Linked DNA regions of Homo sapiens: all the other regions are linked to region 2. The links are chromatin loops, found by intact Hi-C in ENCODE. Cell type or tissue: PC-9. All regions are shown on one strand.

The links. Peaks named below come from ENCODE experiments on the same cell type or tissue, not always from the same donor. Only the 100,000 strongest peaks of a DNase experiment are listed, where the experiment ranks them.
Region 1: a loop joins it to region 2, with 7 times the contacts of the local background. A loop is called at or near these places in 3 of 110 quality-filtered maps.
Region 3: a loop joins it to region 2, with 18 times the contacts of the local background. A loop is called at or near these places in 11 of 110 quality-filtered maps.

What each region holds. Positions count from the first base shown.
Region 1 is chr18:3,408,327-3,410,826 of GRCh38, forward strand. No RefSeq gene overlaps it. Among named protein-coding and RNA genes, the nearest start is that of TGIF1, 41 kb to the right of the region's middle. In PC-9, no CTCF peak of the experiment used is centred here; a DNase peak (open chromatin) is centred at 985; H3K27ac peaks cover 2,500 bases.
Region 2 is chr18:3,665,393-3,667,892 of GRCh38, forward strand. All of the region lies in intron 7 of DLGAP1 (DLG associated protein 1), which reads right to left. Among named protein-coding and RNA genes, the nearest start is that of DLGAP1-AS6, 14 kb to the left of the region's middle. RefSeq lists a silencer at 377-671. In PC-9, CTCF peaks have their summits at 1,069 (motif pointing left) and 1,276; DNase peaks (open chromatin) are centred at 689 and 1,009; H3K4me3 peaks cover 1,306 bases; H3K27ac peaks cover 1,415 bases.
Region 3 is chr18:2,931,185-2,933,684 of GRCh38, forward strand. LPIN2 (lipin 2) reads right to left here. Exons shown (of 20, transcript NM_001375808.2): 9 at 72-259. Among named protein-coding and RNA genes, the nearest start is that of LPIN2-AS2, 35 kb to the right of the region's middle. In PC-9, CTCF peaks have their summits at 1,172 (motif pointing right) and 1,372; a DNase peak (open chromatin) is centred at 1,207.

The DNA.
Region 1 (2,500 bases), 260 kb before region 2:
TTGGAAATGTACATTCTTGGGTCTTGCCCCAGACCTACTGAATTGGAATGTCTGTGAATGGATCCCAGCAACCTGTTTTTTGTTTTGTTTGTTTTGTTTGAAACAAAGTGAGACCCTGTCTCAAAATAAATAAATAAAAGAAAAGAAAAAAGAAACTTAAAAAGAGAAGAGATGTAAGAAAATGGGAAGAGATAAAGTCAATAGGCGACATCATGAGAAATGAAGGTGCTAATTTAAAATCATAAATGCAAGGAAAGAGGAATTCAAAATAAGAACATAATTCTATTATTAGAAGGGGCTGGGTAAATGTGCATTAAATCTTCATTTTGCATAAAAAGAAAGTCAATAGATAGTTCCCGAAAATACTATATTAAGGCCAAACAAGGTGGTGCATGCCTCTAATCCCAAGGCTGTGGGAGGTTTGAGGCCTGGAGGCAACATAATGAGACCACCATTTCTACCAAAAAAAAAATTAATGAATTAATTATTTTGAGATGGAGTCTTACTCTGTCGCCCAGGCTGGAGTGTAGTGGCACAGTATCAGCTCACGGCAACCTCCCCCTCCCGGGTTCAAGCAATTCTACTGCCTCAGCCTCCCAGGTAGCTGGGATTACAGGCATGCGTCACCAGGCCTGGCTAATTTTTTTGTATTTTTTTCAGTAGAGATGGGGTTTCACCATGTTGGCCAAGTTGGTCTCGAACTCCTGACCTCAGGTTATCCGCCCACCTCAGCCTCCCAAAGTGCTGGGATTACAGGCGTGAGCCACCGGGCCCAGCCAAAAAAATTATTATTATTTTTTAAATTAACCAGGCGTGATGATGGACGCTTGTAACCTCTCATCAGGCTTAGGTGGGAAGATGGATTGAGCTCAAGAATCTCAAAGTCACAGTGAGCTCTGATTGTGCACTCTAGCCTGCGTGACAGAATAAGATCCTGTCTCTAAAAACAAAACAAAACAAACAAAGCTATAAAATACTGTATCAAGAAACAACTGCCAGGCACGGTGACTCATGCCTGTAATCCCAGCATTCTGGGAGGCCAAAGCAGGTGGATCACTCGAGCTCAGGAGTTTGAGACCAGCCTGGGCAACATGATGAAACCTGATCTCTACAAAAAAATACAAAAATTAGCCGGGCATGGAGGCATGCAGCTGTAGTCCCAGCTACTCAGGAGGCTGAGGTGGGAAGATTGTTTGAGCCAGGGAGGCCGAGGCTGCAGTGAGCCAAGATGGTGCCACTTCACTCCAGCCTGGGTGATAGAGCAAGACCCTGTCTCACAAAAACCAAAACCAAAGCAAAATAATACCTGCGTTAGCATATTGTTTAAGGATATGAGGCAATCACCATAAGAATAAAAACAGAGACGATTCAACTAGTTAAAAAGAATTTTCCCTTTGGGATGGGGACTGTGAGAGGAGAGCTATTGATTTTCATTATAAATCCTTCTGTACTATTTAATTTTTTTTTAACCTAGGGCATATATGCTTATAATGAACCATTGAAAAATTATGCTTTCAGAGGGGCTATACACAAGGTGGGACAGAGTCCTCCCGCTCTGAGAGTCTCTTTGTGAAGGTCTGCTTTGTCCAGGAGGGGGTCACCAGAATGTTTGCAGAGCCTCCGCCAGCCCTGTCTCATGAGGCAGCTTTACAAATGGTCGGATGGGACAGGGTCTCTGACAAAAGGCCCTCTCCTCATTGGCATAATCCTTTAGACAGCTGTACCGGGTGAATGGGAACCGCTCAGAGCAGTCTGTTGGCAGGCTTGCTGCTGTCACCTCTTGTAGAATTTCCTCTCGACCACCCTGCTCTCTCGTTCAGATGTCCAACACACAGCCTTAATGGGTAATGGATGTTTTCACCTGGAGAATCCTCCTCATTAGCCTCTCAGTTCTGACCAGGAGGCTGAATGTTCACAACATGGAAAGTCATAATATTTCAACAATCATTGGCCCCAAAGCACTTGTTCAAACAGTAATAGTAGTTAGTATGTTGTAAGAAGATCAGTTAAACCATGTCTATGTCTTTACATTTAGCTGGTATGTTTCCTCCTACCATACTGTCCTGTTTGTGATTTACTCTGTACCCAAAAGCTGATGTCAGACTCTCTGCTTTCAACACCAAGTAATTATGGGTGGAAATGGGGGAGGTTGAAGTGGTTTGGGAGTGGAGTGACATGTAAGGTAATAGCTTTCAGATCATTTCCGGTGGCGCTTTGGTGTGCTACAAAGATACTTTCATTGAAATGTCCCAGGGATTGGTCCGGACCCTGGATCTTACCTCACTTGAATCAGAGTAGCTCATTTTTTTTTTTTTTTTTTTTTTGAGACAGAGGCTCACTCTGTTGCCCAGGCTGGAGTGCAGTGGCACGATCTCGGCTCCCTGCAACCTCCACCTCCTAGGTTCAAGCAACTCTCATGTGTCAGCCTCCTGAGTAGCTGGGATTACAGGTGTCCGCCACCATGCCCAGCTAATTTTGTTTTTTTTCTGTATTTTTAGTA
Region 2 (2,500 bases):
CCTACTGTTTTAAAATGCATTCCCCTACTTAGCTCTACGGATATGGAAAATACATGCTCCGCTGGGAATAGTCTTTCTTAAAATATATCTGCTCTGCTTAAAGATTAGTTTATCATTTTTGCCACATATAAAATAAGCTCAGGTCTCTACAAGTGCCCTTGTAATTTCCATTTCATAAATTTAAAAAATATTTTGTTTTACCTCGTTATATTTCTAATAGTGACCTCCAAATGGGTCTGTGTACGATATTTCATTAAATGGGTTTAGTAGGCTTCCAAAGGGAGAAAAGAGGATTTCCATTTCTGCATAATATTCTTGCTCTTTTAAGAAGAAAACACCTCTACAGTGGCAGGGCTAATATGTCGACAGGCATATTCCGTATCATTTATGTAAGTTAACACATTCTGAGGCTCTGCCCATTTCCACTTCTCTGATTTGTCCTCCCTCCCTGAGTGCACAATACTGCATTTGTCCCTTTTGAACATGTAACAGATTAAAGAGCTGGGCAGGAGGCAGATGTAGGGGCACCTTTGATCTCTCATCCTTGGAGGTTAAGGGAGGGCAGACACCTGGCGGCTGCCGAGCTGGAAACAAAACACAGGCCCAGACTGGAATTACCTTAAAGGGAGCCCGGCTCCAACCGCAGAGGCAGCTGGAAGCGCTGAATGGGCACCGGGGGAAGAGAGCCCCGCGGTCAGGCAGAGGACGCAACAGAGTCCTAACAATGTGATCCAGGCTACCCGAGAGCTGGTTAGAATAATCCTTCCTACGCAGAAAGACCCAGGAAACCTTCCAGGAAAGACTAGGCAGCCGCATTGAGAAAAAACGAAAAGTAAATCTTTTGCAAATAATATCACAAAACTTCCAGCTGTGCACAAATACTGAAGGGCAATTTTGATGACAATGCAGGAAGCTTTCAAAGAAAGGATTTTTAAACATATTTTTTCCTTGGCGGAACTCTTTTTAGTAAGGATTTCCACCTTTGCCCCAGGATCCTGCCAATGTTCTTAGTCAAAGCCAGACCCGAGTTTCCTAGGATTCTTCGGTGAAACTGCATTGCCCCCTGGCGTTTGTGTGCTGTCATTACGCCGCACAGATAAAGCCCATGGAACACCTACCAATCCGAGGAAGGATGCAGCTCCTGGTTTCATCTACATGGAGAAACCTCTCTTAAAACACAGGATCAGAGAATGCAGTTCTAAATGGCAAATCTAGACTTGGTTTGACAAGACATGGAATGAAACTTTGAAATTAAAACTCCTTCCTTTTCCATCCTTAGCAGAATCTCCTGAGATGTTCAAGTAGCTCTGGAAAGAAACTGATCAGATTCTAATCTGTCAATTTAAAAAGTTTTTTTTTAAACAATTTTTAAATTTGTTTTAGAGATAGGGTCTTGCTGTGTCATTCAAGCTGCAGTGCAGTGGTGCAATCATAGCTCACTGCAATCTTGAACTCCTAGGCTCAAGGGAGCCTCCTGCCTCAGCCTCCGTAGTAGCTGCAACTACAGGCGCCCACCACTACACCCTGCTAATTTTCTTATTTTTAAATTTTTTTGTTTTGTTTTAGAGATGAGGTCTCACTGTGTTGTCCAGGCTGGTACTCCTGACCTCAAGTGATCCTCCTGCTTTGGCTTCCCAAAGCTCTGGGATTACAGGCCTGAGCCACTGTGCCCGGTTGCTAATTTGTCAATTTTTTTTTTTTTGGGAGTCAGGGTCTCACTCTGTTGCCCAGGCTGGAGTGCAGTGGTGCATCTCAGCTCACTGCAACCTCCACCTCCCAGACTCAAGCGATTCTCTTGCCTCAGCCTTCTGAGTAGCTGAGATTACAGACATGCGCCACCACCACCCAGCTTATTTTTGTACTTTTAGTAGAGGCGGGGTTTTACCATGTTGGCCAGGCTGGTCTCAAACTCCTGACCTCGAACGATCCACCTGCCTCGGCCTCACAGTCAACAAATATTGACTGTGCTGCTTACCATCCATGTGAACTTGGAAAACCCTCTTAACCTTTCTTTGTCTCCTCCACTTACAAAATGAGGCTGATAATAGTAGCATATACCATCTAGTACCTAGTAAACACCCTTTAAGTGTTTGTGAATGATGAGAACTATGTGAGTTTTCCACTCCGGTGGACTAGGGAAGATTAAAAAACATTCTGTGATGTTGAAAGGGCTTGGACTTGGTTCCTGGCCAAGTCTATTAAAACCCCAAAACACAAAGAAATGCTCCAGGTACTGCGGTTTCTACCTGGCCTCAGTGCAAACCTAGAATTAAGTACATCTCTGACACTTCCAGGTCGGTGTGACTGGACCTCTGAGAATATGCTGGGGCCTGAGAGGGTCCATTCTTGTCCACACCAGGGCAGAGTTCCACCCCCAAGGCTAGGCCAGAGCCGGAATGACTCCAGGAGTAAGGCCAAGGGTGGTCTTCCTTGGCCCAGGTTCCTCTAGAATATGCCACTGTGGCATAAAAATGATTTTGAGCTGAAGGCATTTGATAAG
Region 3 (2,500 bases), 730 kb before region 2:
CGGTAAGTTTTAACCAAGTGATGACCAGATTGCTCTCTGAAATGAAGATGGGGCACAAACACCCAACGTACCTTTTGAAATTTCTCCATTTTCACTGAGGCCCCCGCAAAGGGAGAGGGTAACGTCAGGCAAGTCCATGGCAGAATCTGAGAGGCACTCGGTGCCGCTATCTGCAGCTGCGCTTCCCACGGACTGTGGGGACTGGGAGCCAGAGAGTGTGTCAGACTCGGGCCACTGCCTGGAACCGGGCTCCGATTCACTGTGGACAGGGGATGGGGAAAAGATGTGCTTTATTACAACTCCTTGAATTCCTAGTTTACTGCATGGTTCTCTGGGGGCTCAAACCAAATAACACATCCGCTAAAAAGAACGGATGGACCTACAATCAGGCATAACTTTTCTTAGATAGGGTTTAGAATCATATCATAAATGACATGAAAGATAACCTAATATAGTACCAGTGAGAAATTAACTGTGAATATAGTAAATACGTCACAAAATCACCACGGTCATTCACAATAATGCAAACATTTCAACTGTGGCCTTTCTGATTTTTAATTAAAGGAGTAAAATAGTTATAAGTATTTATTTACATTTCCATGATGAAAATGACAGGGTAATTAAGAAAATCTGCTGTTTGGAAACCTTTGATCCTAACGTCCTAGAAAAAGCTGTGGCACTTTATACATCCTGTAGAAAATTACTGTAGTCCAAGGCTATATTCTTTAAAACCAAATCTTTTCTAAGTTCGCCTATTACCTCACAAAGAAGGAAGGAGAAATTAAACGAGCAAATTCTCTAGAGGCAAGACCCACCTAGAAAAAGAAATGTATTCAGAAATAAACTGGATGTAACTGTTATTCCAGGAGCTAAAGATGAGGTTACTGAATATTTTCATTTTTCAAGATAAGGCACAGAAGCCAGGTTTCAGAAGGTGATCAAGGGAAACCTTATGCAATGAAGTGTAAATTTGAGAAAGAATAATCATGAATGGCACAGCACCTTAAGTCTCACAGTCCCCAATGCTTACTACTCTATACCCTTTGAATAGGTATTTAATGTCACATTTGAGATATTGAGAATTTTCAAATTCACTTATTTTATTCAAAAAGCCAGTATTTTTATGTGAATTAAAAAAACAGTGACCCAGAGGTTTACTGGCTCTTTCAAACAAATCTCATCTTTGAGCAGTAGGTGGCAGCAGACTACAGATTATGTTTTAACTAGGTAACAGTTTCAAAACCTGTTTCCCATTTGAATCAACAAAAAAATTCAGGTTTTTGGATATTTTTTCCTCTTAATAGCCATGCACACTCATACCCACAAAATTGAGATTAACTGGACTGACAGAATGTTCTCACTGGAAACACAAAGTCAGCAGAACTGTTGTTATACTGGGAGTGAGGGGCAAGGCCAACCCTTCTGTGTTCACCACACCTGTCTCCTCTTTCTCCGGGGCACACGGCGAGGCCCCCTTGCAGTCAGGTGGGGCCACGTGAGCACATGACTGAGCCGTGAATATGGACGGAAGGCATACATGGTGCCCCTCCCCAGGGGCCCTCTCCTATGCGATGCTCATTCCTTTCTCTGCTGCCAGTAAACTCTGGACTCTGAGACCCTATGGGGATGGGAGAGCCTCAAGGTGAAAGGAGCCTGTGTTCCTGAATCCCTGTGGGCAAGGCCTCCCCCTAAACACCAACACAGAGCATTCTTCACAGGGGCAAGAAACAAAATTCCATCGTGGTAGGCCAACGAGATCAGGAGTTCCACCTCTACAGCAGCTAGTGTTACCCCAACCAGTAACAACAACATCTACACACATGGGGATGCCGTCTGACTCAGGATGCCACCAAATACAAAAGTGTGTGATTTATATTAAAGTTTAGTGATAATTACAAATACTGTAAATTTGGTAATGAAGATGCTAAGGATCATGACATGACTAATGCTTACATGGATTACAAGAGTCTCACTCACTATCTTTAAATATTTATGAAATGTTTCAAGAAATAGTTAATGAGGTAAGAAGCTTACTTAGTGCATGGACAGTGACTGTGAACAGTTAAATTACAGTAGAGTGGAGTAAGGTATCATCACCTTAGTTACTCTCCTCACTTTTTAAAAGAGAAACTAAGACATATACCGAAGGAATACCAATATAAATAAATGATTAAGGCCTGGGAAATGTGGGGGGAAAAGTGGTAATTCTATGACAGCTTATATTTGAACTTTCCTACTGTTAAAATAAAGCCGTTTCAGTTTTTTCACCTTAAAAAAATCCAACTATTACTTCAAATGAAGTAGATATGTTGAGATAAATTTAGGACAGAGCTAGAAAGGAGTTTTAAGAACTTTCCCAAAATACCTGTAAAAAATTTAAATAGCTTTATATCAATCCCATCTTTCTATTCCAAATAAAAAACAAAATATACTTTTCAGTAATTCATTTACAAGTGTTTAATTATGTGTGCCTATGGCTCAGTATATTCAAGTCATACTT